Regions from separate parts of the Mus musculus genome. Here region 1 is linked to region 2. A link is a loop called in an ENCODE intact Hi-C map of the cell type or tissue named here. Cell type or tissue: left cerebral cortex. All regions are shown on one strand. Links, peaks and the distances in the headings refer to the core of each region. The heading gives the core; the rest is flanking DNA.

The links. Hi-C counts contacts between places; a loop is a spot of excess contacts. Peaks named below come from ENCODE experiments on the same cell type or tissue, not always from the same donor. Only the 100,000 strongest peaks of a DNase experiment are listed, where the experiment ranks them.
Region 1: a loop joins it to region 2, with 3 times the contacts of the local background. A loop is called at or near these places in 6 of 42 quality-filtered maps.

What each region holds. Positions count from the first base shown.
Region 1 is chr1:11,226,817-11,243,500 of GRCm38, forward strand. It overlaps Prex2 (phosphatidylinositol-3,4,5-trisphosphate-dependent Rac exchange factor 2), which reads left to right. Exons shown (of 40, transcript NM_029525.1): 35 at 4,866-4,980. Among named protein-coding and RNA genes, the nearest start is that of Gm24173, 100 kb to the left of the region's middle. In left cerebral cortex, for the core only: a CTCF peak has its summit at 7,263 (motif pointing right); DNase peaks (open chromatin) are centred at 4,434 and 7,266; H3K27ac peaks cover 390 bases.
Region 2 is chr1:11,405,240-11,421,923 of GRCm38, forward strand. A830018L16Rik (RIKEN cDNA A830018L16 gene) reads left to right here and starts at 8,866. Exons shown (of 14, transcript NM_001160369.2): 1 at 8,866-9,398. The coding sequence starts at 9,330. In left cerebral cortex, for the core only: a CTCF peak has its summit at 9,013; DNase peaks (open chromatin) are centred at 8,901 and 10,200; H3K4me3 peaks cover 3,467 bases; H3K27ac peaks cover 2,066 bases.

The DNA of each region.
Region 1 (16,684 bases), core at 2,883-10,882, 180 kb before region 2:
TAAATTCTTTCAGAAGCCTCTGGCTGTTCTCTCCCTCATATCTACAACCTTCTCCTCAGCCTTGCTTACTTAGGATGGTTATGCCCTCATAAATTTATCAAATGCCAGTTTTAAATTAGATTGTTAATCCCATTTTTTCTTCATGAGACAATAGCCATCCTTAACCTATAATCTATACTTTCCAAACAGCTCATGATTAAAAAAAAAAAAATGGGAAATTTACATTCCAAAGGCAAATGATGAGCCTCAAGCAAACCAGGAGTAACAAGGAAGTCAAAGAGTAAACTTGTTAAACAGACTGCAGTAACTTCTCTCATTTTCAGGGCCAAACAGCAAGAACTGATGTCCTGGAGATGGATTTTTTCCTGTGATGCCTTTTTTAGGCCATATTTCCTCAATTTAAAAAAAATTCATAATGAGGCTAAACTATATTCGATGTGTTCTCTTGTGTATCTTAAAGGAATAAGATGGGAAGAAAATGAAAATAACATAAAATTCTCAGTATGTTCCCTACCTGAACCATCTCACCAACCTTTCCAGTATTCTATCAATGGCACTGAGCAGCTCCACAGTTTGGGTGGCTAATTTTGCTTTGTATACCCTTGAAAATGTTCACTACATATTGACTTATTATGCTTCTTTGGAACAGTCCTAAGATTAGTACATTCAAGTCTGTGCAGTTGGTCTTTGCCATACAGCAGTGGCTCTCAGCCTTCCTAATGCTGACACTCTTTAATACAGTTCTTCACTCGTGGTGATCTCTAACCATAAAATTATTTTGTTGATACTTCTTAATTGTAATTTTGCTACTGTTATAAATTATAAGTATCTGATTTGTAGGCTACCTAGTATGTGGCCTTCAAAGGGGTTGAAGTCTACAGGTTGAGAACTGCTGCCTTACAAAGTTTTGGAAGTGCTTTCTCTAGTATTATATATACCTCTAATATCATAAGGAGAAATGGTAAAGTTGTAAAACAAGCTAGCAATGGAAGAGGTTGCTGGCTTTAGAGAAAGTATTTAAAATAAAGTATGGTGCTCTAGTAGGCCAGGGTCAAGAGAAGTCTGGAGAATGGTTTGCATAAAAACAGCTATTATCAGTATGGTTAAGGCTTTATAATGCTCTGCCTAGCAAGGCTTACTCTTCTTAGTGTCACATCAAAGTCACTTCTCCTCAAAAATTCTCTGGCCAATCTCTTGGAGAATAGAAAATAGCTTTGGGCATTAGTAAATAGACTTTACAATGATATCTCTACAAATAGCAGTGACTGCTCTATCTGGACCAGAAATGTATATTGATAATTCTAGGGGGAAAACCTCTCTTCAGAGCCAGTTATATTCTTTGAGCATCAAGGAGGGGGTTTTACTTTTTCCAAGGAAAAGAAACTGAGGTAATAAACAAGCTAAGAGAGTACAGTAAGACTGTTCAGCAGCAGTCAGCTATACTTCTCCAGAGATTGTCCCATCCTGGTCATCAGAAAAGTTATCAATGTGAGGTGGGCATCAGCCATAGTTACATCTCCATGCTACCCATTGAGGCATACTAAGGATTAATATTCTGGAAATTTTACCCATGTGATACCAACATTCTAAATTGGATTTTTATTAAGAAGAGATGTTTAGCATAGATTTAAGCATGCACAGCAATAGGAGAGGTACTTAGAGCAGGGTGTGTGCATATGCAAACATGGGTGAGGGATTTTCAAGAAAGCCATGCGTGTCTTCAGAATAGTCATATAGAAGATTTAGGTGGTTTCTGAAATTACAGCTTCACATGTTTCTACCCTTCAGTGTTCCTCTACCCTTCATTGAACAAAATCTTGAAGTGTCTCGATGACAATCAATGGTGTTCTAGTTTCATTTGTTACTATGATAAATGTGCTGATAAAAGCAGCTTTAAGAAAGATCATTTACAGTCCCATCATTGGTGAAATTAAGGTGAAGTCAAGGCATGAATTTGGAGCTCACAGTTCCAGGTTCCAGACACTCATTGAAGAGAGTCAGGACAGGCACTGGCAGTGGTTAGCCACATCCCATGTTGAGAGCAGAGGGAAGTGAGTCTGTGCACACCTACTGCTGGGCTCACTTTATTTTCTTTTATACAACTCATGATGCAAACTGAGGGAACAGTGCTGCCAACTTTCAGGCCTCATCTCCTATATTAGCTAGCACAACAGTTCCTACAGACATCTCAACAGGCTACATTTGGTCATGCATACTTACGCCTTTGTCATTGCTATTTTACAGTTTTTAATGGAAATGAATTTATATAAAAAGAATATTTTGCTTTCCATGTGGGGATAACTCAGCATGGTAAGTGCCTTAATTGGGAGGTATTGTGGCTTAAAATGTTGCACATAGACTCATGTGTTTGAACACATGTTTTTCAGTTCATGGCACTGTTGGGAAAAGTTATGCACAGCAGAGGGTCCCAAAGAACATGCTATGATTCATGACTCCTTTGACAAACCTATACCCTCAAAATATTTACAATTCATAACAGTAGTGAAATTAGAGTTATGAAGTTGCAACAAAAATCATCTTATGTTTGGGGGGATCATTACAACCTGAGGATCATTTAGCCTTTATTAAAGGGTCACAATATCAGGAAGTTTGACAACCACTGCTTTAGGAAATAGAACTTGCTGACTGATGTATGTTACTAGGTGTCACCTTCCTTTGAGGTTTTATTCCCCAGCCACACTTCCTGTTCTCCTTGTCTGCTTGCTGTATGAGGGTTCAATGTGATCAGTCTGGTTTCTGACTGCCACGCCTACCTCATGTTTCTGTTGTGGGTTCAATGTGATCACTCTGGTTTCTGACTGCCAGGCCTACCTCGTGTTTCTTTTGTGCTGTGCCTTCCCTGTCATGGTAGGAAATCTATGTCCCCTTCAGAACTAGAAGCTAAAATACCTAATTTTTCTCTAGGTTGCTCTTTGTCAGGGTCTTATATTACAACTACAGAAAGTAGCTAATGGTGGGGTGGTGATTCCATTGCAGAGGCTCCTGTACCCTGAGGCCTGTAGCTTCTTGAGTGCAGTTTGATCACTTTTTATCAGTCCCATCATCTCTAGAATCTAACATAATGACCGAAGAGGATGATAGAGTTAGGAAATTAGTTGATGAGGCCAAGTAGAGCTGAAGATGTACAAAATGGAGTGCCTTGGGCCAGGAGCAGTGTCCTTCAGCTTTGACCCCAGCTTAACTACAGTCTCTGTCTTCTCTGTGGTTTCACTTTTGTGATCTTGTGTACCAGCTGGCAACTGTGATTTCAAAACATTACATGGCAAATTGGAGAAATAAATGGTTCATGTTTCAACTGCACACTATTCTGAATAACTTGTTGTGTATCTAACCAGAGCATGGGAGATCATCCTTTGAACAGCTTGTATAAGCCACTTACCCATGAGTCACTAAGTTGCCCTTACTTATCAGGTCCTTGACTATACAGGGTCTCATTCTTAAGTATCCCTGATTTTAGTGAGTAATTGCTGCAACATGTAAAAATAGTCATGCTGGCAATTGGGATATGCTGAAGAGAGGCATAAATGGGAAAAGGTTATTGTTGATGAAGACTAGCTCCTTTGTCCATACTATTGTGAGGAAACAGAATCCTTGTGCTTCTATTATCATGCTGCAGTAGTTACAGCCACAGAACATTAAAAAAAAAATTAAGTGCTTTGTGAAAATGGGAAAAGCATTATAAAAGTATATGTAGGTGTAAGGAAGTATAGGGTATGCATGTATATGGTGTGAAAATCCACACAGGCTTCAGAAGAATCCCTCATTTCAGCATCTACTGCAGGACTGGAATGCATCCCATGGTGAAAAGAAAAACTGTTGTACTCATGTCAATGGAAACAAATAGGGAGAAAGGACCAATTATAAACAATGACAAGGTGTACTGGCTGGTTGTGTGTGTCAACTTGACACAAGCTTGTGTCATTAGAGAGCAAAGAGCCTCAGTTGAGGAAATGCCTACATGAGATATAGCTGTAAAGCATTTTCTCAATTAGTGGTCAATGCGGGAGGACCACCAACCCATGGATGGCATCCTGAGTTCTGTAAGAAAGCATGCTTGAGCAAGTCATGATGAACAAGCCAATAAGCAGCACCCCACCATGGACTCTGGATCAACTCCTATCTCTAGGTTCCAGCCCTGTTTGAATTCCTGTCCTAATATCCTTCAGTGATGAACAGCAATGTGCAAGTGTAAGGGTTTATTTAAACCCTTTTGTTTTCCTCCCCAATTTGTTTTTTGGTCATGGTGTTTTGTCACAGGAATAGAAACCCTAAGACATGAGGAAAATAAGGACAAAGCTTGTTGTATAAATTTATCTCAGTGGCTTGTGCAGAGATCAGAGGCTATTACGATTTTGTCCCTTTTTCTTCATGGTGCAGAACAGGGGCTGTGCATGGAAATGCAGACACCCACCCCCAAGTACCTGTGCTGCTACACACAACAATGTAGGCTCCCATTTTAGATATAAATTCTTTTTACAAAAGACTTAGTTTTGCATTGTTTTCAGAATACTTCCTATGTCTGCAGTTTCTCAGAATAACCAGCTAAATATAAACCTCATGCCAAACAGCATATTTTGGAACAGCATAGTCTAGTTTTGTATTCAGAATGTTTTAAAAATAGAGGACAGTTTAAACCAGAAATTGCCTTTACCTATTTAACAACAACAACAACATGTTTTTCACTGTTTGATATATATATCTTGAGAGCAAAGGGCATATTTTCATTCATTTCTGGAGTTACATACTCAGCACTTTTAATGTATTATTGAGACTTAGTGGCATTAGAAGGGATGCACATAGACTAAGTTATAGGATGGCATATAAACTGTTTACTTGTTTCACAGCATTGGAGAGTATGGAAGGATATTGCTATAGAGACAACATCTCTGTGGAAGAGTTTCAAGCACAAATAAACACAGCCTCCCTGGAAAAGGTCAAACAGTACAATCAGAAGCTCAGGTATGCAGCCCCCTCCATTGTTGACTTAGCTTAGCTTTTCATTTTATATTAGACCATATGCTTTGGCCATATGATGAAGATGTAAACATTTTTATTAGCTTAGATTATTGATGATATTCCCTTTGATAATATAATGTTTAATGTCTCAAATACCCTTCTGGCCATGTCTCATGATATTATTAAGAAAAAGAGGTTTGGAATATGTGGTGTTGATATCTGGGGAAAATAAAGGGTTGCAATTAAGGTATAGCAAATTGTTTCCAGGGGAAATATTGTTGTATCTTATAGTGCCAGCTACAGCAAGGGTCAGTGAACTGCAAGGAAAGTACATTACTTCCTGTACTGGTAAACGTCTAGCTCCTCACATGGAGAGAAAAAAAGGCTCCATATGAAGACATGACAGCCATGTGCTTGGTATTGGAAAAAAATGTATTTGCATCCAAGTAAATGATATTTGAAGTTAATTCTCCCTTTCTTCCTACGCACAGTTACTGTGCAGTTATTCCAGATATTAGCAGACTTGGAAGCCATGGAAGATAGACTCTTTCATCATGGTTAACTTTAGAGCTAACTTATTTCTCTGGTAATACAATGAAAGGAAATGTCAGCTTCCCTCTTTCTAAGATTTAAAATAATATATGGAAAAGTAGAGGTATCAGGGATTTTTGGAGTCTCTTTAAGGGAAAGCTACTTCCTGCTGAAAAAAAAAAAAAAAAAAAAAAAAAAAAAAAGAATGGAATCTGAGTCCTGAGTAGAGTTCACCTTCTCATCTCCCCTATGATTAGAGCATCACATAGGACTGTCCCCTGCAGCTAGGGCTGTCAGTCACCTGACCAGGAGGACACCTCAACTGAATATATGCTAAGGAGATGGGAGGAATCCTTGCCTCACTGAGATGGGGTACCGGGCTGTGCCGAAGTTCCTTCCTGCCCCATGCCACACTGCTAAGCCTGCCAGCCTGCCTCTTTTGGAATTCTAACATTTCTAAAAGTGTAACTTTTCTTCCTCTTCCTCTTCCTCTTCCTCTTCCTCTTCCTCTTCCATTTCCTCCCTCTCCCCCTCCCTCCCCCTCCCCCTTCCACTCCCTTTCTCCCTTTCTCCCTTTCTCCCTTTCTCGCTTTCTCCCTTTCTCCCTTTCTCCCTCTCGCCCTCTCTCCCTTCTTTCTCCCTGTCTTGGATCCTAGTCAAAAACCTAAGCTTTTTTTTTTGCTCAGGATTTTGTCTGAAGGCGACCCTGTGCCCTCGCCTTATACCATGCAACTGCTTTGGTAAATATGAAAACTCTGTTGAATCCAAACTCAAAACGGAGTAGCTTTTTCTTCTACTTAACTATCTTCCTCCTGCCTTCAGCTTCGGAGATTTGCAGCTTGCCTGTTTTATTTTATTCCCCCCCGCCCCCCCGCCCTTGGAGACTGTAATAGAATGATCCTCAAAATTCCTTCTGTACCCATTTTAAGTCTTTTATTAGCAAGACTAAGACCCCTAAAAGGGAACTGTGAATTTCCTTGATAATTCAAAGGCAAGAAAAATTAACGATAGCCAGTGAAAGTGAGACTGTACCTTATAAGATTTTATTTTCAACAACTAGCATATATTCTTCTCTCATGAGTGAGCTGCTTGACAGATCACTATTAAAATTACTTGAGAGATTAGACCATCCTTTTTTATTCCTGTAAAGTTAGCATAAAAATGTATTTTATAGTATTTATGTATATTTCATATATCTACATATATTCATATGCATATGGAAATACTATTATAAAATACTTTACTTTTATATATGATATATTAAATATGTATATGTGTATACATATATATTCCATAGTATACACTCTTCCTCATCATTCTCCTTCAATGCCCTTTCTCCCTGTTGTTCTCTGATTAACCCCTTCCTCCCAGATCAATAGTTCTCTCTTTTATATGCATGTCTCCTGGATTCCATTACTAAACTATGTTTTCCCTCTCTTGACATCTCTTCCTTCCATCTTATGATCCTCCTTATAATTTCAGGATCACACACACACACACGCACACGCACACGCGCGTGCATGGGTGTGGGGGGTAACAGAAAGATGAATTTTTATAGTCTAATAAGATGCTGTGGTATCTATCTGTATGAGTCTAGCTTATTTTGCTTAACATTTGTTTTTAAAGGACAATTTATTTTGTTCTAGCCTGAGTCTTAAAAACTAAAAAGATGATTCTCTTGCAGCTGTTTCGTTTTCCCTTCATGAATGTGGCTGCACTCTGAAAATTAAATACCTAAAATGACCAGCAGAGGGTGTGTGTTGGTCCTGGTGATTTCCTTCCTCTAGTAACACTAGCCTTACCTAGTCTCACACACCTGTCCTTTCTCCAGTGCACTCTACTTCACCCAATGTCCCAATGTTTGTCATTTCCAAGAAGTCCCTAATTTTTTCCATTACTTATATAGTCTTCCCTAGCAAATGTATTCTGAGGTCCCAACGATTCAGATTTGGAATGTCTTAGCCTATTTCAATTTTGTTTTCTTGTCTATGTCACTGTTTCTCAAAAGTATATATTGTACTAACTCCATCCATAGGAAAGGAAAATGTTAACCTTAAAATTCATAATCAGTTTGTTTCTTGTTCCGTGACTAAGAAGCATCAGCTTAAGACATTCAAATTCAGTCTTGAGAAAATCTTTTTGTGGACGATTATTACTGAGTAGAATTTTGCCTTCCTAACTTGTGAAAAATATTTCTAGATTGCCTTTGAATTAGATGCAATATTGAAGTACTTCTACAAAATTCACAATCTTGAGCATGTATCCAAATTCTCCTTTTAAGAAAATGGATCGGGCCGAGCGTGGTGGCGCACGCCTTTAATCCCAGCACTCGGGAGGCGGATTTCTGAGTTGGAGGCCAACCTGGTCTGCAAAGTGAGGTCCAGGACAGCAGGGCTATACAGAGAAACCCTGTCTCGAAAAACCAAAAACAAAAGAAAGAAAATGGACCACTGTTGAAGCATTCTGCTTAACTCTGTCTCAAAGCACCAGTCCTGTATTTACCGAGTCAGTATTATGCTTCCAGACCATTCCACCTTCTGAGTGGAGTTGTTAGATAGCTTTGGTGTCCCTTTTTATATTTATCAAAATGGTTCTTATAAAAAAAAAGCTCTCCACCCATATGTGTTGAATTGTGTTACTAGTATTGGCTACTTTTGTAATGCTGTGACCGATTCCTCACAATAAATGAATTGACAGAAAATTTTGATTTGTGATTACAATGGATATTGTGCATGTGTATGTAGCATGAGTATGACGTGGAGGGCTCCTCGTTTCTTTATGGTAAGGTCACAAAGAGTAAGTCCTGAGACCAGTCTGCTCAGATCAGCTCGAGGACTGCAGAGGATGAGCAAGCAGACTGCAGAAGCTACAGCTTCTGAGACAGACCCCCGTTTCGGGCTCCAGACATCCGGGCACCTTCCCCAACAGAGGAGAGGTGACCACCTGGGAGGGCTCTGACCACCAGAGCAGGTGAGGGAGCCCTCTTGTGTCCTGGGTCCCTTGGAGATCAGTCTGTGCAGGTGAACACACAGACTTCAGAGGCAACACATCTTCTGGGACAGGCCCTGTTTCAGTCCTTCATCTTCAGCCAGGAGACAGGTCTGAACGCCAGACCTCTGTGCACCTTCCCTGCAAGAGGAGAGCTTACCTGCAGAGAGTGCTCTGACCACTGTGACTCAGAAGAGAGCTGGACTCCCAGGACTGCTGACAGAGGCTAACAGAATCACAGGAGGAACAGGCTCCAGCCAGAGACAACAATAACAACTAACACCAGAGATTACCAGATGGCAAAAGGCAAAGAATCTTACCAACAGAAACCAAAACTGCACACCGTCATCAAAACCTAGCGTTCCCACCTCAGCCAGTACTGGATACCCCAACACACCCGAAAAGCACGATTTGGATTCAAAATCATATCTCATGATGCTGATAGAAAACATTAGAAGGGCATTAATAACTCACTTAAAGAAATACAGGAGAACACTGCTAAACAGGTAGAAGTCCTTAAAGAATCACAGGAAAACATTGCTAAACAGGTAGAAGTCCTTAAAGAGGAAACACAAAAATTCCTTAAAGAATTACAGGAAAACACAACCAAACAGGTGATGGAATTGAACAAAACCATCCATGACCTAAAAAGGGAAGTAGAAAAAATAAAGAAAATCCAAAGTGAGACAACTCTGGAAATGAAAACCCTAGGAAAGAAATCAGGAATCATAGATGCGAGCATCAGCAACAGAATACAAGAGATGGAAGAGAGAATCTCAGGTGCAGAAGATTCCATATCATCGGCACAACAATCAAAGAAAATGCAAAATGCAAAAAGATCCTAACTCAAAACATCCAGGAAATCCAGGACACAATGAGAAGACCAAACCTACGGATAATAGGAGTAGATGAGAATGAAGATTTTCAACTTAAAGGGCCGGCAAATATCTTCAACAAAATTATAGAAGAAAACTTCCCAAACGTAAAGAAAGAGATGAGCATGAACATACAAGAAGCCTAGAGAACTCCAAATAGACTGGACCAGGAAAGAAATTCCTCCTGACACATAATAATCAGAACAACAAATGCACTAAATAAAGATAGAATATTAAAATCAGTAAGGGGAAAAGGTCAAGTAACATATTAAGGCAGGCCTATTAGAATTACACCAGACTTCTCACCAGAGACTATGAAAGTCAGAAGATTCTGGACAGATGTTATACAGACCCTAAGAGAACACAAATGCCAGCCCAGGCTACAATACCTTACAAACCTCTCAATTACCATAGATGGAGAAACCAAGGTATTCCATGACAAAACCAAATTCACACAATATCTTTCCACAAATCCAGCCCTTCAAAGGATAATAACGGGAAAACACCAACACAAGGACAGAAACTACACCCTAGAAAAAGCAAGAAAGTAACCCTTCAACAAACCTAAAAGAAGACAGCCACAAGAACAGAATCCCAACTTTGACAACAAAAATAACAGGAAGCAACAATTATTTTTCTTTAATATCTCTTAATATCAATGGCCTCAATTCCCCAATAAAAAGACATAGACTAATAGACTGGCTACACAAACAGGACCCAACATTTTGCTGCTTACAAGAAACCCACCTCAAGGAAAAGACTGACACTACCTCAGAGTGAAAGGCTCGAAAACAATTTTCCAAGCAAATGGTCCGAAGAAACAAGCTGGAGTAGCCATTCTAATGTTGAATAAAATCGACTTTCAACCCAAAGTTATCAAAAAGGACAAGGAGGGGCACCTCATACTCATCAAAGGTAAAATCTACCAAGATGAACACTCAATTCTGAATACCTATGCTCCAAATGCAAGGGCAGCCACATTCATTAAAGAAACTTTAGTAAACCTCAAATCACACATTGCACCTCGCACAATAATAGTGGGAGATGTCAACACACCACTTTCTTCAATGGACAGATCGTGGAAACAGAAACTAAACAGAGACACATGGACACTAACAGATCTTATGAAACAAATAGATTTCACAGATATCTACAGAACATTTATCCAAAAAAAAAAAAAAAAAAAAAAAAAAAAAAAAAAAAAAAGGATATACCTTCTTCTCAGCACCACGTGGTACCTCCTCCAAAATTGACCATATAATCAGCCACAAAACAGGCCTCAACAGATACAAAAATATTGAAGTTGTCCCATGCATCTTATCAGATCACCACGGACTAAGGCTGATCTTCAATAACAGCATAAATAATAGAAAGCAAGCATTCACGTGGAAACTGAACAACACTCTACTCAATGATACCTTGGTCAAGGAAGAAATAAAGAAATTAAAGACTTTTTAGAGTTTAATGAAGAAGAAGCCACAACATACCCAAACTTGTGGGACACAATGAAGGCAGTCCTAAGAGGAAAACTCATAGCTCAGAGTGCCTCCAAAAAGAAATTAGATAGAGCACACACTAGCACCTTGACAGCACACCTAGAAGCTCTAGAACTAAAGGAAGCAAATTCATCCAAGAGGAGTAGATGGCAGGAAAAAATCAAACTCAGGGCTGAAATCAACCAAGTGGAAACAAAAAGAACTATTCAAAGAATCAGCTAAAACCAGGAGCTGGTTCTTTGAGAAAATCAACAAGATACATAAACTTTTAGCCAGACTAACGAGAGGGCACAGGGACAGTATCCTAATTAACAAAATCAGAGATGAAAAAGGAGATATAACAACAGAACCCGAGGAAATCCTAAATGTCATCAGATCCTACTACAAAAGGCTATACTCAACAAAACTGGAAAACCTAGATGAAATGGACAACTTCCTAGACAGATACCAGGTATCAAAGTTAAATCAGGATCAGATTAACATTCTAAACAGTCCCATTTCCCCTAAAAAATTAGAAGCAGTCATTAATATACTCCCAACCAAAAAAAGCCCAGGACCAGATGGGTTTAGTGCAGAGTTCTATCAGACCTTCAAAGAATACCTAATTCCAACTCTCCTTAAACTGTTCCACAAAATAGAAACAGAAGGTACTCTACCCAGTTCATTCTGTGAAGCCACAGTTACTCTGATACCTAAACCACAGAAAGATCCAACAAAGAAAGAGAACTTCAGTCCAATTTCCCTTATGAATATCGATGCAAAAATACTCAATAAAATCCTCACAAACCGAATCCAAGAACACATCAAAGCGACCATCCATCATGACCAAGTAGGCTTCATCCCAGGGATTCAAGGATGGTTTAATATACAGAAATCCATCAATGTAATTCACTATATAAATGAACTCAAAGACAAAAACCACGTGATCATCTCGTTAGATGCAGAGAAAGAATTTGACAAAATCCAATACCCATTCATGATAAAAGTCTTGGAAAGATCAGGAATTCATCTACAGCAAACCAGTAGCCAACATCAAACTAAATGGAGAGAAACTTGAAGCAATCTCACTAATATCAGGGACTAGACAAGGCTGCCCACTTTCTCCCTACCTATTCAATATAGTACTTGAAGTCCTAGCCAGAGAAATTTGACAACAAAAGAAGATCAAGGGGACACAAATTGGAAAGGAAGAGGACAAAATATCACTATTTGCAGATGATATGATAGTATATATAAGTGACCCTAAAATTCCACCAGAGAACTTCTAAACCTGATAAACAGCTTCAGTGCAGTAGCTGGATATAAAATTAACTCAAACAAATCAGTGGCCTTTCTCTACGCAAAGGATAAAGGGACATAGAAGGAAATTAGGGAAACAACATCCTTCACAATAGTCACAAATAATATAAAATACCTTGGTGTGATAAGAAAGTGAAAGATCTGTATGATAAGAACTTCAAGTCTCTGAAGAAAGAAATTGAAGAAGATCTCAGAAGATAGAAAGATCTCTCATGCTCATGGATTGTCAGGAATAATATAGTCAAAATGGCTATCCTGCCGAAAGCAATATATACAGATTCAATGCAATCCCCATCTAAATTCCAACTCAATTCTTCACTGAGTTAGAAAGGGCAATTTGCAAATTCATCTGGAATAATAAAAAAAAAAACCTAGGATAGCAAAAACTATTCTCATCAATAAAAGAACCTCTGGTGGAATCATGCCAGACCTCAAGCTGTACTACAGAGCAATTGTGATTTAAAAACAACAAAAAAAAAAAAAAAAAAAAAACTGCATGGTACTGGTTCAGTGACAGATGGGTAGATCAATGGAATAGAATTGAAGACCCAGAAATGAATCCATACACCTATGGTCACTTGATCTTTGACAAGATAGCTAAAACCCTTCAGTGGAAAAAAGACAGCATTTTCAAAAAATAGTGCTGGCACAACTGGTGGTTATTCTGTGGTAGAATGCAAATTGATCCATTTTTATCTTCTTGTACAAAGCTCAAGTCTAAGTGGATCAAAGAACTCCACATAAAACCAGAGATACTGAAATTTATAGAGGAGAAAGTGGGGAAAATCCTCAAACATATGGGCACTGGGAAAATTTCCTAAACAGAACATCAATGGGTTGTGCTGTAAGATCAAGAATTGACAAATGGGACCTCATGAAATTGCAAAGCTTCTGTAAGGCAAAAGACACTGCCAATAAGACAAAAAGGCCACCAACAGATTGGGAAAGGATTTTTGCCAATCCTAAATCCGATAGGGGACTAATATCCAATATATACAAAGAGCTCAAGAAGCTGGACTTCAGAAATTAAAATAACCCCATTAAAAATGGGGTACAGAGCTAAACAAAGTATTCTCAAGTGAGGAATGCCAAATGGCTGAGAAGTACCTGAAAACATGTTCAATAGTTTTAATTATCAGGGAAATGCAAATCAAAACAACCTTGAGATTCTACCTCACTCCAGTCAGAATGGCTAAGATCAAAAATTCAGATGACAGCAGATGTTGGCGAGATGTGGAGAAAGAGGAACACTCCTCCATTGCTGGTGGGATTGCAAGCTGGTACAACCACTCTGGAAATCAGTCTGGAGGTTCCTCAGAAAATTGGACATAGTACTACCCGAAGATCCAGCAATACCTCTCCTGGGCATATAGCCAGAAAATGTTCCAACTGGTAATAAGGACACATGCTCCACTATGTTCATTGCATCCTTATTTATAATAGCCAGAAGCTGGAAAGGATCCACATGTCCCTCAACAGAGGAATGGATACAGAAAATGTAGTACATTTACACAATGGAGTACTACTGAGCTATTAAAGACAATGAATTTGTGAAATTCTTGGGCAAATGGATGTATCTGGAGGATACGATCCTTAGTGAGGTAACCCAATCACAAAAGAAGTCACTTGATATGCACTCACTGATAAGTGGATATTAGCCCAGAAACTTAGAATACCCAAGATACAATTTGCAAAACACAAGAAAATCAAGAAGGAAGACCAAAGTGTACATACTTCATTCCTCCTTAGAATAGGGAACAAAACACCCATGGAAGGAGTTATAGAGACAAAGTTTGGATCTAAGATGAAAGAATGGACCATCCAGAGTCTACCCCACCCGGGGATTCATCCCATAATCAGCCACCAAACCCCGACACTATTGCATATGCCAGAAAGATTTTGCTGAAAGGACCCTGATATAGCTGTCTCATGTGAGGCTATGGCAGTGCCTGGCAAATACAGAAGTGGATGCTCACAGTCATCTATAGGATGGACCACAGGGCCCCCAATGGAGGAGCTAGAGAAAGCACCCAAGGAGCTGAAGGGGTCTGTAACCCTATAGGTGGAACAACAATATGAACTAACCAGTACCCCCAGAGCTCATGTCTTTAGCTGCATATGTAGCAGAAGATGGCCTAGTCGGTCATCATTGGGAAGAGAGGCCCATTGGTCTTGCAAACTTTATATGCCCCAGTACAGGGGAATGCCAGGTCCAATAAGTGGGAGTGGGTGAGTAGGGGAGCAGGGCAGGGGGAGGATATAGGGAACTTTTGGGATAGCATTTGAAATGTATATAAAGAAAATATCTAATAAAAAAAAGATTAAAGTCCTGAGCAAGAACCAAGAATAGCATTCAGAGTCCCAACCTTACAGTCTCCTGGTCCACACTGCAAGCTTCTCACTTCCATCTGGGCCCAAGTTATCCAAAAACTTGCACTGTGGGAAGATTCAGACTATAAGAAAGGTATTTGGGTCAAACTAGCAGAAAGCAGTGGGGAGCAGGGCACAATGTTCTTCATCCTTGCGAGTCTACTTAGATATACAATGTTTTTGACAGGATGTTTATTGATGACTATGAAAAGTGGCAGAGGTATTAGACTGTTTTACTCACATATGAAAATTAGTGTATCTCTCCTCAACAAAAGTTTTTAGAAGTGGCCACTCCTTGGTAAAAATCTGATACTTTATCAGTAATGACATGCACTACTTGTTACACATTAGATTTCCTTTGCACAGGAAGGCAATTATCTTCCTACTTCCACGAGTATCTCCTCTTCCTTCTTGTTTCTTGAATATGTATTCAATCTCTTCCTTAATATTCTCCCCTGTGGCTTTCTAAGCACAGATACTTCCTAGTTCCTTCAGAAATTTGCTTTTGCTTTTTAGATCTGAGAAAATAATATGGACTATTTGAAGAACGCTGACTGCCCCTCTTAATGGGGATTTTCCCCTCTCCCCCTCGCATCCAAAATCCTCTTTCACTCTTCCACTAGAACTCATTTAATTCTGAACATCCATTTATTTACTCGTTGAACTTCAGAAAACATCCTTTTGGCCATTGTGTGATAAGAAAACATTACTGAGATGACAAGCTTCAGAAAGCAAATTCAAGTCAGGATAAACAAACCAGTGTGTTGGCTGTATGATGCCGACATCGGGGCTATGGTGACTGTGGCCTAGGGGGTGGGCGTTCTTCTGAAGAAGGATTCTAACTTTCTGTTGCCACCCTTGTCTCTGTGTAGATCCATTTTACTCTTATCTGGGCAAACATGTTCACTACAGACCAGTGTTCTACATAGAAGAAGAGATAGTGCCCCCTGCATCAGCAGCTTTACTGAAAGACTTGGGAGTGGCTTCATGCTGTCTGCTCCTTTCTAAAGGGCTTCAGCATGATAGACCAGAGGATTATCAGTTAAGAAGGCAAAGTATACTCTGCAAGTAGAAACAGTGGGCTTTCTTGCTTAAAACATCCAAGAACAGATAGATATGATTGTCCACTTAGCAGAATATAATAGACATCATATCTGTCAAATTTTGAGGACATATTGAGTCAATCCCATGAAAGCACACTATATGAGTTACTTAAACACTTAATGTTCCCATTTTAAGGAGAACATCAGTTATCCAGACAGTGAGTTAGTGAAACCAAGCTTTAAAGCAAAGAACTATTTCTCTTTAAAGATATATATATCAATCATTAATACTGAAGATGAATTGTATGTTTCTATATTTGATACCTCATGGGCCTCTGTTGCTCTAATTTTGCACAATTAGCCATACATTCACCCAATCTATTTGAAGCTCTCATGGGAGGAGGAATGGCATGTGGTATTTGAACATTAGCCTGTGTCACAAGGAAACACTCTTGTCAGGATTCAAGAAAGAACTTCCAAAACGTGAATCAGGGCCTGCAAGTATTATGTCATCCTTTTTCCTCAGGTTTTGAGGAGATGCCATCTTGGATTTTGTCCTGTAGCCATGGCAACTAAAATAGAACACTAATACAATGGCACCTGGTCTACTAATGGTAATGATGCTGTTCAAACTCCCTGGGGATGATCAGGAAATCCTTGCCTAGGATTTTACTTTTTTATCTCTACTGTACCATCCGCACCAGCAACAGGTGATCTTAGGAGATGCTAGTGTGTATGTAGAAATAAAAGGCTGACTAAAAGTCAGACTCTGTGATGCAAATTCTATGAGGTCACGGTCCATGATGTCATAGAACATTGCTGTGTTGCTGCTGTTTGAGGGCCACCCACATTCCTATAATCATCCCTCCCACTGTGAAAAAGCATGACAAACTCATTGGTCTCCCCAAGTTGAACTTTGGTGAAATCTTACTTCTAGCCCATGGGGAGCATGAATCTCATGGAAAGAAATGAACAGAGCCTGACATGCAGGGTTGTTGTTGTTATAGGTACTTTGGGTTATGAATCCACTGTAAAATGTTATTGAATTTATATTGTCTGATAATAGTTAATGTATCCATTGCAAATGATATTAAAGATAGCTAAC
Region 2 (16,684 bases), core at 4,287-12,286:
GTGCTGATGACCACAAGTCTTTATGCTGTGTTGTGCGCAGATAGCCTCTTCCAAACACAAAAATTCTGAGTGAGGGACCTGCGTTGAAAACAGTGATCAGAGTGGGAAGAAGAAAGGAGGTCAGAAAAGGGATGCTGATGGAACAACTTTGAGGCCAAAGAATGCATGGGATAGCATATTTCTTTACTATTCCCTGTCTGTACAATGCACTTATACTGTGTAACACAATTGCTTACCCTGTATAAGTGAACATAATGCACTTTCTCTTAAGCATGTGTAATTGATTATTTGAATAAGCAAATGATTCTTTATGTCCAGGGCACAATGGACACCAACTAGTTCACTTCTATTCATAAGCACAGAGATACCTTTGCTAGCTTACTAGAATTATAAAGTTGTGCTGTGGTATTGCAAACTTTATAGTGCATAGGCTGGGGATGGAATGCTGAGGGAAGACTATTAGTAAATTATTCATGGGTAGCCTGGAAATGCATGCTTAGTATTCAGGATCCCATTTTATTTATTTATCAAGTGATTGAGTAGCACATACTAATTGCCAGATAAAGACAAGCATTTCATGAATGCTAATGCACTAAATCCTTACACCAGCTCTCCAGGATAGGCACTACTGTTACCATTCCCTCTCAGCTTAAGATAAATTCAAGTCCCCAAGAGATGAAGTTCCTTGCCCTACTGTTGGGCACTTAGGATGCAAACCCAAGCAACTGGTCATAGATTTACTACTATTAGTTGCTATGCTATCCTGCCTTCATGTTGAATAATGAAATCATGAAAGAAGAGCTTAATAGTTCATTATCATCGGTAATTTGATTTCATTTATTTTCTTTATGGCATTTAACATCTGGGGATGTTAAAAGACTGGTCAGGCACTGAAAGCGCTGTTATGGATTTAAGTGCCTGGCAATGCAGATAGCTTGAAGTCCCCCAGCTCTGAGCACCTAGAATCACTCAATAAATTATAACTAGCATCCTCATAGATATATAGCTGAACTGCTTGAGAGTCAGGGAATTGCCTTGGGCCAGAAATAAAGAAGGGACTGAAAAAACAGGGACAGCAAACTGCAGAGCTGACAAGGTGTCTGCCCTGGGGCTTTTTTATCACTTTATATAATAGAAGCCTAGCATTCGGTATAGTGTGAGACTGGCAAAGTTGGGACTAAGACCCACATATTTTATGGTACTTCCCCTTCACTATGATGAAGATTCTGGCAAAGGAATCTCTCTGTAGTCATGGGAAGATTATAAATTACTGCCACCACCTTTGAGCACAATGTCACAGCACCTTAGAACATAGATGTGCTTGTCCTTGTGACTGAGAAGCAGTTTCTTGAGTGGGTTCATGACTTGAAGAACCTCGAGGCCATGGGAACATCAGACATGCACAGAAACTTTATTACAGTAGTGTTTGCTTCAGTAGAAGATGGAAGAGGAGCATTGATGAGTAGGGTGTGCTTTAATCATGCATAAGAGTGTTAAGAGTAATGGAAATCAGTGTACTACAGAGGGTGTATCAATGGGGTAATTTTAAAAGGTGCCCCTTTTATTTTAAAAGAGGCAAAGTGCCAAATATTTGTACATTAAGCCAAAGAACTGTTTGGGAAGAAAATGAGAAAGAAAATAGAGAGACCCAGTAATCTCCCTGGAAACAAAGATCACTAGCCTTGCAGGTGCAGGCTGCCACTTAGCTTACACTTCTCCTGCAGTCTGCCCTTCAAAACAGGGCCCGCAGTACAGTAAGGAAAACAGAATGAAGGTTTCTATCCAAGACTTCCTGAAAGGAGGAGAAAAGAAGTAAAGCCCATTACATAAAACTGTTTATGTGTCTTATTTTACTCCAATTAAAATCACCCCATATATGAGCAACTCTCTCTACACTGATGTGTCTTTGCCTCTTTCTGGCTTCAGTTCCTGGAGTTCCAGAAGTGCTCATTTAAGCTAATGCAAGGCCATTTGACTCCATTTTGTTTTTAAATATATTCTGCTCACCAAATACAAGTTCTTTTAGGGACGCATTTATAATTCCATGGGTGTGTGTTATAAAAATACATTTTTTTCTATAACAAAAATTCTTATTCCAAGAGAAGCTTGGAAACTACAAAATTTAACAATTATGGTAAGTTCTTAAAATAACTTCTTTACTGAGATAAGTTTCACACATCAAACCATTCACATAGTTAAAATGCAGAATAGAAAAGTTTTAGCACATTCATAAAGATATATGCAAACATTCACACAATGAATGTTAGGCCATTTTTTCACCCCAGAAAGAAACTTAAGGCATTCCTCCCCCTCTTTCTCCCTGACCCTTCCTATTGCCTTCCAGACTCCCTGTATCCTATTCTCCCCTAGGCAGCCATTAACCTACTTTCTTCCTTGGTAGACTTAATAGTATCGATATTTCCTATGAAAGGAACATAGAGGATATGGTATTTCTTCTATTGATTAAACTATTTTCAATATTCATCCTTAATTCATATTGATGCACAGCAATGTTCAACTTCATGATTAAAGAATATTACATCATACAGATATATATTTTATTTTTCATCCATGGTGGGTATTTGGGCATTTAGATTATTTCTACCTAAGGAATGTAACTTTTAAAAATACTTGTTTATTTGCCCATGCGAGTGTTTGTACACATTTGTGTGTGTGTCTGTGCATGTGTGCAGAGGTCAGAAGAGTGTATCAGGTGTATTTGTATATATGTGAATGTGTGTTCATGTGTGCAGAAGCTGGAAGATTGTATCTGGTGTTTTCTTTCATCACTCTCTGCTTAGTTCTTTGAAACCAGTGCGTATCTGTCCACTGGGCTGGGCTCCATCAAGTCTCAATTGTCCTCCTGTCTCTACCTCTCACAGATCTGAGGTTACAGGTATTTGTGAGGAATACCTCAACTGCTGATTGTTAAATTAGATGCTGGGATCCAACCTAGAAATAAATACAGATGTGCAAATGTCTCTGTAGTACGTATTAGAGCTATTTAGGTACCTGCTAGGAATGCTGGTATATGCAGGGTTATAGGGCAGGTCTATTTTTAGTTTTTTTGAGAGACCTTCATACAGTGTCTGGACTAACTTATATTCTTACCATCAATGAGCAAGGGTGTCTTTATACATATCAGTGTCTGCTACTCTTGATGACAACCATTTTGACTGGGATGAGAGGGAATCTCAGTGTGGATTCAATATCCATTTTTCTTATGGCTGGAGATGTTGATTTTCTCCTGTCTTGAGTCTATTGGCCGTTTTGTATTTCATGCTTTGAAATGTCATTTTATTACCCCAATGTGATTTTCCATTTTATTTTCTTGACTAATTACATTGGTCAGTATTTCCAATACAAGGTTGTACTGAAGTATTGAATTGTTCATTTTAGTCTGAACTATCCTAGATTTCATTTTTCATGTGGTTAATAGTGAAGTGATAAATAAATTTTCCTTTTTCATGGGGACAATAGAGAAGGAATGGTGTGTGGTACACCATGATACAGAAATCATAGAAACTGTGAAGAACTCAGAGGACAGGGATACATGGTGACCATTAGCAACAGAATGGTACACAAACCAGGGCTCCATATCCTCTTCTGGGATCCACAAGATATATTTAGACTAGCCCTAGCTTGATACACAGTCTTAGGAATTAGCTGTCTGGATGCTTTGTTACATATAGAAAAAGGGCTCTTTTTAGAATTGATACTACCATATGCAGAATTGTCATCTTTAAGACATTTCTAGATATATAAAGCTTTGGCTGGAGAAATATCTTCATTTAAAAATATCAAAGCTTTGTTAGTGTTTTTAGAATAACTTATGAACACCAAAATAAAAAATTTACCAGTATCAGGTGTTAGCTGAGCTCCAACATAAAAGAATATATTGTTTTAAATAAGTCCAGGGAACTTACACTTTTCTATCTCCAAAATGAACATCTAAATGTATTAGCTTGATGCAATGACTTCAATTTAGTCTGGTTACTTTGTTTTTCCTCTCTTTTCATTTTTAACATCAATATGTATATATAGTCTACTCAATTATAAATCTTCAGATTGTCTTCGTGGCTCAATGGTAAAATAGAAATCATTTTAGACTATGACATTAAGACAAATAAGAAGGGCAGGGCATTTATTTTCTGATTAGATAGACTTCACTTACCTTTAAAAATGCAGGAAGGAAGGAAGAAAAACAGATGTTGTAAGAAATAACTTCCTGCTGTCAGCAGTAATGTTCACCAAATATTCTTTGGCAACCATATTTTTAAGAGCTTAACAGTTAAAAATACTGTGTTTCTAAAAATAACAAAAAACTACCCCCCAAAATTGGTTCATCACAACCCTACAATAGGAACAATGATGTATTTATTGTTACATTAGAAGGTGAGGCTTCTGGACCTACTTGCCCAGATCTGAGAGTTGGTATGTTCTGGAACTAGGATTCAACAGTACAGAAGTTTTCTCTGTGTTCTGTGTGATTGTCAGTCCACTGCTTTCACAATGGTGACTCAGGAAAAACTCACGCTCATGGAAAGTTGATGTTGTATATGGGATCCAATCCATAATGGTTCTATTTGCCAGTGTTTGACTTATATAGTGGTGGGCATGTGTGTAGAAACCATAATTGAGATGCTGAATTTGGATCTTTTCTTTGGCAAACAGCATGTGCTATAGTCTTCTCTCCTGATATTAGTAGCAGCTTCCAGTAGGCCATATGATCACATGTAAAAAGATATTCTTCAAATGGTTCATGACTTAATAAGTAAGCCTGTTCTACAGTTATTGCTATAAATTAAAGACTTTGAGATGGAGTTTGCTTATGAACACACATATTAAAAATTAAATATTAAAATCTAATATTTAAATGTGAAAATTAGAGATGGAATTCCACTGGCTAATAATGGAAGGCATGGCTGTGTAAAACCATAGGGTCATTGTAGTTCTGAATTCCATGGTACCATTCAATCTGAGTTACTAGCCACTAAGAGCAGTTAGTATGAATGTGATTGATTGGGTGTTTTTGAAAATCATGAGAGACAGTGTGTTCATTTAGCATAGGGCCAATAATTGTCTTGGTCTTGAAATTCATTATCAAAATAACCCCTGGCATAGGCATAAACAAACTCAAACCAAAGGGAAATGAAGCATTTGTGACATTGGTCAGCAGGGCTATGAGTGTTTCAGACACCACGGAGGTTCAAGCACACATTCTGTTACTTGCTAGCTTTTACTCTGGATAAGCTATTTGCTGGGTGTCTCCACTTTTTCATCTGGAAAAGATGAAATTGAAAGCACGGTCTTCTTGACATTATCTCCAGTATGAAATGCATTGGTTCAGTGGAGAAATTGCTGTGACTGTGTTCAGATGGTAGATGTGGCATTTGTACCTGTTCAGGCAGAAAGGAAGGAAACTGTCTGTGTTCCCTTCCCTTGCATGGGCAGAGTGCTCAAAGCCACTGTGTTCTTTGGGAAGGTACTTGTGGCTGCTTATTGTAAATAGACAAGGCAAAAGTCATCAAGGAAAGGGAGGACTGACTATGCTTTAGGGCTCAAGAGTCTTCTCTGTTCAAGAAACCTGTTCAGACTGTCTTTGCTGTCTGACCTCTATGTTGAATGAATCAATTTCAAGAGGTCATGTTGATAGTGGATGTGAGGTGGGTCAACTGGACTTCGCCACTGCTCTGTCTTTCATTGAAAATCATTTGTTTAAAGAGCTGTACAAGGTGTCTTACAAATGGAGTTAGACAAGGGCTTTAGCACATTCTATAAATTGGATTCTGTGTACTTGTAAATTATACTGACAGGCACCCCTAGAACACAATGAGGTCAAAATAGTCTCACTAAAAAATGGCCAAGAATGGAGAAAGGATACCAAGGTAATGTGTCAGGAAAAGCTTGTAAAATTCAATCTGAGACCAGGATTAAATTTCAAACAATCTCTTAAAACTATGTGTTCTTATTATTTTTAATTATGTTTATGTGCATCTTCCAGAAGGATCAAATCACCCAAGGGCTAGAGTTACAGGGCTTTGTGAATAGTCTGGCAGTGATGCTAGGAAACAGACTCTTCTCTGAGGAAGAACAGCACATACTCTTAACAGCTGAGCCATTTCTCCAGCCCTCTAATCAACCATAAAGGTTATAGGTGATTAGAATTATTAAGGTGTAGAGTCATAGGGTTCCAAAGACACAGTTATAAAGAACTTATTCTATAATATATTGCATATTGTAAATATAAGGAAATTAATAATATACAATTCATGGTTTTAAATAGTTCTCAGGTTTAGAGGCTTTGGCCTCTATGTAAGCAATCAACCAAATGATATAAAACAGACTATAAATACCATGAATAGGGAGAAAGTTTAGTCTAGTGGACTGAACCAATCTACTAAAATTTAACTCATTCATTATCATTACGGAGTGCTACATTCTTAGATAGAGCCCTCTCCATGGGGAATGCGAATATTTATAAGCTCCATTTCTACACTATATGATATAAATGGGCTCCATTTGAGAATGAGGTAGTGTGAATGAAAACACAGAGCAGCCTGTTTTATATAGGTGGCTTGAACAAGTACCTGACATCTCCTAACTTTCTACCAGAACTCAGTGATATTCTAATTTCCTTCTCCTATCTCATTTGACACACATTTAATCGACAGATTCCGTCTTAGGCACGTCTTCATAAGATGCCATTCTTTTCATGCTGGACTCCAGCCATAACTCTGGCTGTCACAATTTTATAGAATGTGTAACCCAAATAATCACTTCCCACGAGACATGCCACTGCTCAGCCAGACATTTACTATGTAGTAAGATGGGTGCTGATTATTTTTATTACTGCATGTGATGCTCATCTATGTTCACCCCTGTTTCTCCAGTGCAAGCCTGTGGCAGGCCTATGTACTGCTACATGCTAGTTTTTAATGTTGAAGCTTGATACCTTATCCCCAAATCCACTCCTCCAGTCTCAGCAAAGAAACCAACCTCTTAATCTTCCAACACTTTGTATGGATACTATGTCCTTGGTTAAGTATTCATTGAGGACAGCAGACTCCACAATCCTCACAACATCCCTCAAGAAATCTGTGGCCACAGTATGCCTCTTTACTCTTGTATTAGCACACCATCATTGTGTAGGTGTCAACTACTTCCACAGGACTGAAAGCCACCAGACAAAGGTGGAGCTTTATGCCTCTACAGTTTCAGACTTAATGTTATGCCTACAATGGAGAAGCTGGACAAAAAACTACTTCCAGTAGCAATGGTGTCAGAATCTGTAAGAAATGGAACAACCATGCTTTCTGAGGTAGAGGCTGCATCGCAGTAGTGGAGTGGCTTTGGAAATGTCTCAGTTATGCAAGTTTGGGATACTTAGAGATGTAGCACCCTTACTTAAAATAGCATTATGGGTCTTCTTTAATGTTGCCAGACTAAGTTTTATCTTTTCTGGCCAATAAAATTGATGCAGAACTCCTGGGTTTATGGAAGACTTATTAATTATCTTAATTAATAGATTTGAAGAAAGATCTTCCTCATATCTCTTAGAGGAAGAAGATGTATTTTGATGAAGGCCTGTCCTGATCTTTTAGTACAATGTGGAATTTAAAATACTTGGGCCTTTAGGTGACTCACAGGGCTTCACGCCAAGTCTACAACATATTTAATGTATAGTCAGTATCTCCCAATCTTATGAAAAAGTACATAAGTAACTGTAGTTTTGAACTGTTACAGGAAATACGTGACAGACCAGGACTCCTCACTGTTCATTACTCCTGCCTGTACCTGGTGGGTCATGAGGCTGATTGTAAAAGTAACAGCTCTGACATCTTTCCACCCCAAATCATGTCTGCTTCGAGTTATCAATAGTGGCTAATAGCCCAATTCCTCTAGTAGATTTCGTGTATGTGAATTATTAAAGGCAATTATTATAATACTTCCTGGAACAATCCATTCTCATCTTAACTATTGCACAATGCTTAGATAATTTAAAACGGAGAGAAAAAGCTTGGACAGATACAGGTCACAGAAACCTGAACACAGTGCAGAAAAAGAAGAAATCTACACTGTCGCAGTTGGTTTTAAAGAAATCCGTGCCTATTATTGTAGAGACAGCCAACAGTTTTAGTATAAACGTTCTGATTTGGCAATACAAAATGGTTTAGAACCAGACAACTCATCTTTGGGGTTTTAGTGCTTTATATCGTTTTTTGGTTTTTTAAATGCAAAGAACTCTACACGGAACCTTGTGATAACTGCAGATCTTAACCTTGAAAAGTCGTCTCATAGTAAGAAGGTATGAGGTAAAGTTGATGTGCTTCTGAAGTATCTGGAGGAATAACTGTTGGGTGGGAGCTCAGAGCCCCTGAGCTGTAGCCAGAGGTGTAGCAGACAGAGCTGAAGGTGTAGGCAAACTTGGAAGCAGAGAGAGCTGGCTTGCTTTTGTTTCATCTCCCTGCCAAATGCCTAAGGGTTGCTTCCAGCCTTTGGGTGTCTGTACTTCGGGAATTTTCAATCAGTTCTCAGGCAGCAACGCCGGTTGTGGCTGACTTGCTCAAGGCCAAGATAGATATATCTGTTCCTTTCTTTTTTCTTTTTAACATAAGCAACTTTGTTTTCGCGGCAAAACCCAGCCATAGTTCTCATCTCCGGCTTTTTCTCATCCCAGCCTAGTGAAGGCAGAGCGCTGGGCCAGGAGAAGATCAAGCTGAGTGGTTTGGAACTGCGGGTGTAGCTGCCAAGGAGTAGCCAACAAGCACCAGATTTATGTGCACTTTGAAAGAAGCACCTTTACCATTGGCTTTTTGAGCGGCTCTGTCGCTAGGGAGCGAGCACCGCCTCGGGGAGCAGCTTGGGTGCTGGTTCCTGGCAGCCAGGAGCTGGGCGCACACCGTGGCGCGCTCTGGGCGGTTCCGCGCGCTGTCGCCCCTGCGGCCGGCGCTGTCCCCCGCTCGGCTCGCGAAGGCACTGCACAGACACTCGCCTTCGGCCACCGGCTCCTGCTGCTGCTGCCGCCCAGAGGACAGACCAGCCTCTGCCCGCGATTTCGCCTCGGCGGCGGTGCTGCGGAAAGCGGAGAGCGGGTGGGCGCGAGCTGCAGGATGCGATGTAGTTCTCTCCTTGCCTCGGAGTTGTCTGAGTTGGTAGAGCCTCGCCCGGGTTCCCTGAGCCCTGCTCCCTTCGGGCTCGCTGCTAACGGAGTTGCTAGCCATCGCTGTGCCAGAAAGCTCAGGCTCGGAGCTCCTGCCCTGGGGTAGAGTAGAGCTGTCCCCAGCCGAGGCGCATTGTCTTCTCTCTGCTGACCCATCTGTTTTCTCATGGCATCTCGTCAACAAACCCGAATCCAGGCTTACCTGGAGAAAAACAAGATCGGTCCTCTGTTTGAGGTAAGGAGCCCTGGTGGGGAATGGTCCCGCTCTCTTTGAAGGCGGTGGTGGTGGTGCAGGAAAAAAAAAAAAAAAAATCAGAATTTTCTTAAGCAAAGGTAGGGGGCTGAGCAAATGCGCGGGAGAGGGAGGACTGTCCCACTAGGTGTTCTGGAACGCGGCCCTGCTGGCACTTGGCCAGTTACCTAGACACTGACAGGTGAGCTCTGGAGGGCCTAACTTCAGCCTAACAGGACAATTGGAGCCATCTGACTGTCATGCATCTAGTAGCCATATGGCAGGACTAAGGTTGAGACAGGTAATCCAGGTGTACATCTACACACACACACACACACACACACACACACACACACACACACACACCGGGAATTCACACTATCTTGCATATTGAATTTTCTTCTTTTAAATATGGGCAGTCGTAGAACCTAAAAAGGTGGAGGGGTTGCCCGGCTGGGGGAAAAATGTTAAAGCTGGTCCAGTGGCTGAAACTAGAACCCTTTGCACTGTTCTCAGAGATGGAAAGGAGCAGAGAAGGGTTTTAGGAAAACATGCCTGTTTTCTGAGGACACAGTCTTGAGATGTTTTCCTTCGCCTTCAAATAATTAATGACAAGAACACAGTGAAGAAAAAAGCTAAGCAAGAGGGAAAATCTGACCTAGGGGCAGAAAGCAGGCACCACCTAAGTGCTACGGTTCAGCAGGTTGTCAGGGTGCTGACCCCAAGCTGAGGAAGTGTGGAGTGCCAGGTACTCAAGTAGCCAGGCTCACCTGGGATGCCTGAGGTTCCGCAGTCTGCATTCTTCCTATAGAAAGTCTATCCTATGACTTCCTCGCAGCACATACCTGAAAAGCAGCTTCCTATTGCTTAGGCTGAAGAGCTAGGGAGAAAGAGGAAAAGGATGCATTAGTGATCTGAAAACAGAGCAGCTTCTTGGAGACTAGAGCAGCAGAGATATGAATACCATCGAGGTGAGGTGCAACTAATGCCACTGCTTGAAAGAGCTCCTGGGGGGCACAAAAAGGTCTTTTTCCCTGGGAAGAACAGGTTTCCAATAACTAAGCTTTTCCAAGTATTCCTTCCCAGTCTTAACTTAATGGTAAAATTTGGAAAAGTTGGAGAATTGTTTCAACGAAAATTCTGTTAAAGGGGTCACAAGTCTTGGGGGTCTCTTAATTTTTAGTTTGTTTCAAAATGTTAGCAAAGGAAATTTTGCTTCTGCTAAGTCCATACCTTAGGCATGTGAGCCATCACCAGCCTTTCTCAACCCTGGTACAATGATTATACATTACACAGCCTCACACTAGGAAAGGTAGACACACACTAACCAACGGTATATGAATTACATCAAAATAATAAATTGGAGGCATTTTGACTGCATCTGTTGGCTTAATTCCTGGAATATAAAGCACAATTAGCCAAGGAAAAAAATAAGTGAATTGTTTTTAATAGATCCCCTTCTCACTCAAGTTATTTTAAAATTCCCATCATTCTTTCCAAGTGACAATAATGGAATTAACTTTCTCCATAATTAGGAAATAAGCTTAGTTTGATATTTATCAGCAGTCTCTTTCCCTGTAATGCTCAGCAGCTACTTTCCCTCTGAAGAGTTTTAAGTGACTAAGAAAATTGCTTCACGAAAGCTTTAGATCTCCTCACCTAAACCAACAAAATTCTATGCTTTGTATTTCACTCAGTGATGCACATTACGTAATCCCCATTAGCTTGGATGGAAGTGATAAGTAGTTCTAAGGGTTGATGTGCACTTTCCATAGCTGAAGGGAGAAAAGCAGAAGTGCTAGTATTTGGGCAGTGACTATGATAGAGCTTGGCTCCGAGGGTAGAATTGACCAATTATACCCATTTGGGAACACATGCAAATTTGTAGTCTTTCTCCTCAAGTTAGGGTCAATGCGGAAGTCAGATGTAGTAGCCCGCACCTGCTGTGCTAGCACCTGTTGGGCTGGGGTAAGATAATCACCACAGCCTCCAGTTCAGTCTGAGCTCCAGAGTGAATTAGAAAATAGTCTGAGCTATAGAGAAATACACGTCACAAGGACAACAAACTCCAAACTATCAGTCAATCAAACCAAACCAGCCCAGAAGTATCATCTATGACATGGATACTGGTGATATAAAATTTCTGTCACTCAGTGATTCTCAACACTGACTTGGAAGCTCAGTGGAAGACCCCCGGGGATCCCCACTGGTCTGGAAGAGAAGATTGCTGCAATAGCTTGCTCCTGTTCTTAGGCCATATTTTAAGAAATGAAAATTCAAGCGAAAAATTCCTTTTAAGAAAGTAGAATTTAAAATAGGCAGCTGCCATGATTATCACTCCCCACTGTGTTGGATGGAGGCCCCAGGGTTAGTGATACAGGTTTCTTCAGTGGTTAGAGTGTTCATTGAGAGTATGTCCCACTGTGTGCTTTGTATGGGAGGAATATTTGGACCCCCCATTTTTAAAATTAGCGAAACACTTTAAAGGGAGCTTATTAAAGTTACTTAAAGAATGTCAAATAGGAAAGATAACCTCCTCCCTAGGATTGAGGATGGCTGGATATGAGGCCAAGGCTGCGCTGGTTAAAACTTCCTATACAGGCCACGTCAGGCTCAAAGAGATCCACCTGCCTCTGCCTCCCAAATGCTGGCAAGTTAAAGGCATGAATTGCTATACCAGGCTTAACTTTAAAAAAATTCACAAAATTTAAGTACATAGTTTATCTCTTAGTTATGGACTTTATCACTAATACTGTGTCATTAGTGATGCTTAAAAATTGCTTTGTACACCACAGTGAAAATAGACTGAAACTGACTTTGATTTCAGGTGATCTAGGAATACACCTTTAAATACGAATTAAAATAGTTTGAAGCATTACAAAACCATGCCTAAAAATCATTGCATAAGAGTCCTGGGTGATGGCATTTCAAAAGAGTACAAACACACATAAGATGAAAATGACTCGCACTCCACAAACTCTGAGATTTATGTAGCGTGTAATAATTTCGGTTTTCCTTTGGCTTATTAAAGGCAGGCAAGCAGAGCTGAGCCTGGGCATTTGGATATAGGAGTGTTTCTCAGAGCTGAGATACAGCAGATGTATGACTTTGACCGCTTTAAAATTTACATCTAACTTCTTAAGTGACAGGGTATAAAATGGTTCCTGTTCCACCACAGTGGAGTCGTTTTATAACATACGTAAAAATGTGAGCTGTGAAAACAGGAGTGGTGTCAAACTCCAAGGCCAGAAAGTTAGTAGCTTAAAAAAGTTCAGCACTTGAATTATCTGGCAAATACCTGCTTAGAGAATTAAAGTGACCCCTTTGTCTTTAGTAGAAATCATTTGACTTAGTTCACAAGAGATTATATGGTATAGATCATCAAAATTTCTCATTTTCCATACAAAGAGGTATGTAATTTCTTAGATTTTTTTTATTCCCATTAACTATACAGAGTAATTATTAACGAACTACTGGTTGGAAAAATCCTCAAAGTAGCATGTATATTGATTCTGCCCTCACACAATGGTATGACATCCTGAACTACTTCAAAGCAGAATAGTGTTGACTCTGTGTGTTTTCACACATTTTAAGTGTATGTGTGTGCTGACCCTGTATCCAGCCCAACTCACTATATCCTTCAAATGTGGTTTAATGCTCTCCAAGTAGAATAGAGTCACACTCTTATCATGTTCGTGGCTCAGTGTTGTACGACTCACATCGCCTAATTTTGTATGAGCTAATTTGCTGCATCCAGGGTGAGTTGGACACATGGACAGACCTGGGGCATCCCCAGACAAATGTAGACACATTATGCTTCAGTGGCACTTGCTCATCTCTTCTACTTATACATCTGGAAGCTCAAACTTCAATCTGCTTCCATGCTTCCCTAGCTCATGACTATCCTTCGCTCCTTTTCATTATAGGATGAAAAGACTATCTCCTTTGCTCTCATTAGGGAGTGCTCCTGGGTGTGATGGTGGTACACAGGTGTGACTGGCATGCTCTAAATAGGGCAAGGAGGAATGCTAGTCACTCTTTGCTAGACTCAAGAGCTAAGCTCCATGCCTACCTTATTCTGATAGATTAATGTAAAAAATGTAGTCGTAGTAAAATGCTTTCTGGGAAGAGGAAATAAAAAATACTACCTTGTTATTCAGAAACTCTTCATGTTAATGATAAGCCAATACATTTTTGGAGTAATTTTTTTGTTTGTTTGTTTTTGTTTTTCGAGACAGGGTTTCTCTGTGTAGCTTTGGCTGTCCTGGAACTCACTTTGTAGACCAGGCTGGCCTTGAACTCAGAAATCTGCTTGCCTCTGCCTCCCAAGTGCTGGGATCAAAGGTGTGTGCCACCATGCCCGGCTGGAGTAACTCTTGTTAGAGATTTTTACCCAGTTCTTGAAGTTATAAGAACTTTTCTTGTTTCTAAATAGATATTGCTCTTTACAATCCTGGGACAGTTAAAGTCAAAGATGAGGAAAGGCATTTATTTTAATCAAGTTTTCAAGAGTCAAAGTTAACACATTTCTATTGATTCAACATCAAAATAATCTTTTAAAACGTATTTGATATGCTTTAGATTAATGCCCATTAATTTTCATCTCTACCTTGTTATGTCTTATTTTCAAATAGTTTGTAAGGAAATAAAATAACTCCAGAAGGAAATAGTGCTGAGGATGCAGCCCAGTGAGAAAGCACTTGACTTTCATACGCAAGGTCTGGACTTAATCGTGAGCACTCCTACTAACAAACAGAAAAAAAAAAAAAAAAAAAAAAAAAAAAAAAGAGCATCAAACCAACCAATCTACAATGAGATCAACCATCTATAATGTGATCTGATGCTCTCTTCTGTCTAATGTTCTCTTCTATCACAGTACTAATATACATAAATAAACAAATCTTTTAAAAAAGATAATCATGAGAGCCAGTTTTCTCACTAATGAAGACAGTGATCGCAGATCAAAAGCAGAGTAAAGTTTGGATGTTAGAACTGAGTTACAAGTACCATGTAATCTCATGTCTTTCAGTAACAGGTATAGGTTTCACTTATGTTAAGGTGTTTGTACCACATTTAAATCTCTGCTCTGTTTACTGTGAGAAACTAGGAATAACAACATCTGAGTAGCAATGAGCATATTTGGTACATGGATGGTAGTATCTACATATCTTTCCCTACTAGAATAATTAAGTATTGTTAAAGGAATGGCTGACTTCAGGTTTGTATAAGATGAATGAACTCAGAGTATCTTACACCTGATGTTTAAAAGGTGGTGATGCTGTCACAAGGACAGAGAAGCCAGTTTGAGGAGGCTCATAAACCAGAGTCACCCGAAACTCAAAATATAGAATGAAGCTAAAAGTTTATCATACTGGATAAAATACAACATTTGATTCCAATAAGATTTAATGCAATACAGAATGTGTTTGATCCTTGAAAGAGGAGAAAGGTTAAATAATAGAACGTCTGTCAGTAACATTCAAAAGAGTAAGAGACTGGGAAAATTGCTACTTCATAATGCAGACAAGAGAAAAGCAACCACTGCTTAACTGGTGAGACAAAGTCGGATGGAAGGTAAGATGTGACATATTCCCAAGGCATTTTCCCAGGAAATATTTAGCAATTTTAAGTGGGAAGGTAATCTTCCAGTATAGAAGCCTAGCAATGTTTCTTTCAGCAATGTTTCCAACCAGCTGTCAGGGGCCTTGTTCACTCTGTAGATTGAAACCATGGATAGGAGGGATGGATCTTTTCAAGGGCTGGTCTTGGTCAGTGACAAGTGACAGCTCCAATGTCTGTGGTGTCTGTGTCCATTGGCCCTACATGTTTTACAGTTGCCTGGAACTCTTCCAGTGACCAAGACTACCATTTCTTTGGCTCACCAGAATGTTCTATTTGTCGTCAGCCTCAGCTTTCTAGCCTTTCTATTTCTCCTTTCCTCCTTGCTCCAACACTGTCCACTGTCTCAAAATGCTTACCTTTCTTCTCATTAGCTGTCAGCGAGCTAGCTTCCTGCTTTTCTATTTCAGCCTGCAGACCACACTGCTGTAGACATGGGGCTCAGTCCTTCGAACAAGACTTAGAGTCTGCAATATGAATTTTCAGCGGTGGAAGCTGGGGACCTATTGAGCACATAAGAAGCTCTAAGGATACAGAGTTTCTCTAGTTCTGGGTTTACACTAGAAGCAATCACATATCAAGAGAATCTGTACAATACCACGTTCTGGCTCTCTCTCAAATAAAAACAAAACAAAAAATAAACTCCAAAACAAAATGTAGGGAGGTAGGGAATATATTGGAGGAGTGTTTGTGGGGGGAAGAAATATGATCCAAATATAGTGTATAAAATATTTTAATAGAAAAATAATAATGAAGTCCAAATTCACGTTTTAGGATGGTGCACTGTACTTTCCTATCTCTCTCTATCTAAGCACATAATACCATCACTATAGAAAAGAAAAGGGTTCTATGCAATAATTAAACCATATTTATAAGGAGTCATGTATTTTGCTTAACAGATCACTGAAGAGAATGAAGACAAGTGAGTAGAGATAGAAAGCTATACAGGAGCACAGGAAGCTTTACTTCTTCATATATAGCACATTCCTGGCTTCTTGGCGTAGAAAGATCTGTTGCATGGATGATTTCCTTCTGTCTTTAGTGTGTCAAAGGCCAGAATCCTCTTAGACACAGAATGTGTCTCTTCTGCAGACAGGCTGTTTAGCAGCAGCACATGTTGTCCCTCGTTTAACTGTGAAGACAATGGCAGTCTTGCCACCCTTGTAGCCTGGTCAGTCAATCATTCCACAGTTGGTGCCTCTGCCACTCCAATGCCTCTGCTGTCTCTGCTGTTGGACTTTTGTGTTACCAGTTCACCTAACACTTTGAAAAGTAGGCAATGGAAGGGCATTTGCAAGAAAACTTTTATTGCAACACAGAGGGAGGCAGTGCAGGAGGTATCTGACCACATACTAAGCCTGAGTTCCCTGCTCATATAGCTAGAGAAGGCTATTAGACCGAACTGCATCACACTGTGCATGGATATAAAGGGTTGTGTTTGCACCATGCACAACATACCTCACACACAAATGGAAGTTTATGTTTGCACAATCAGAGCCTTGCCTGCATAGAATCAGCACCAGCAGTCTGTCTGTCAAAGACAGAAATTTTTGAAGTTTCCTAGAGTTCAGGAAGGCTTGCAATGACCCAAAACTTCCCTAGCTGAGATTGTACATTCAGGATGCTGTGATCATTGTGTGTTTTCCCCCAAGGAACCGTGGAATATTAAA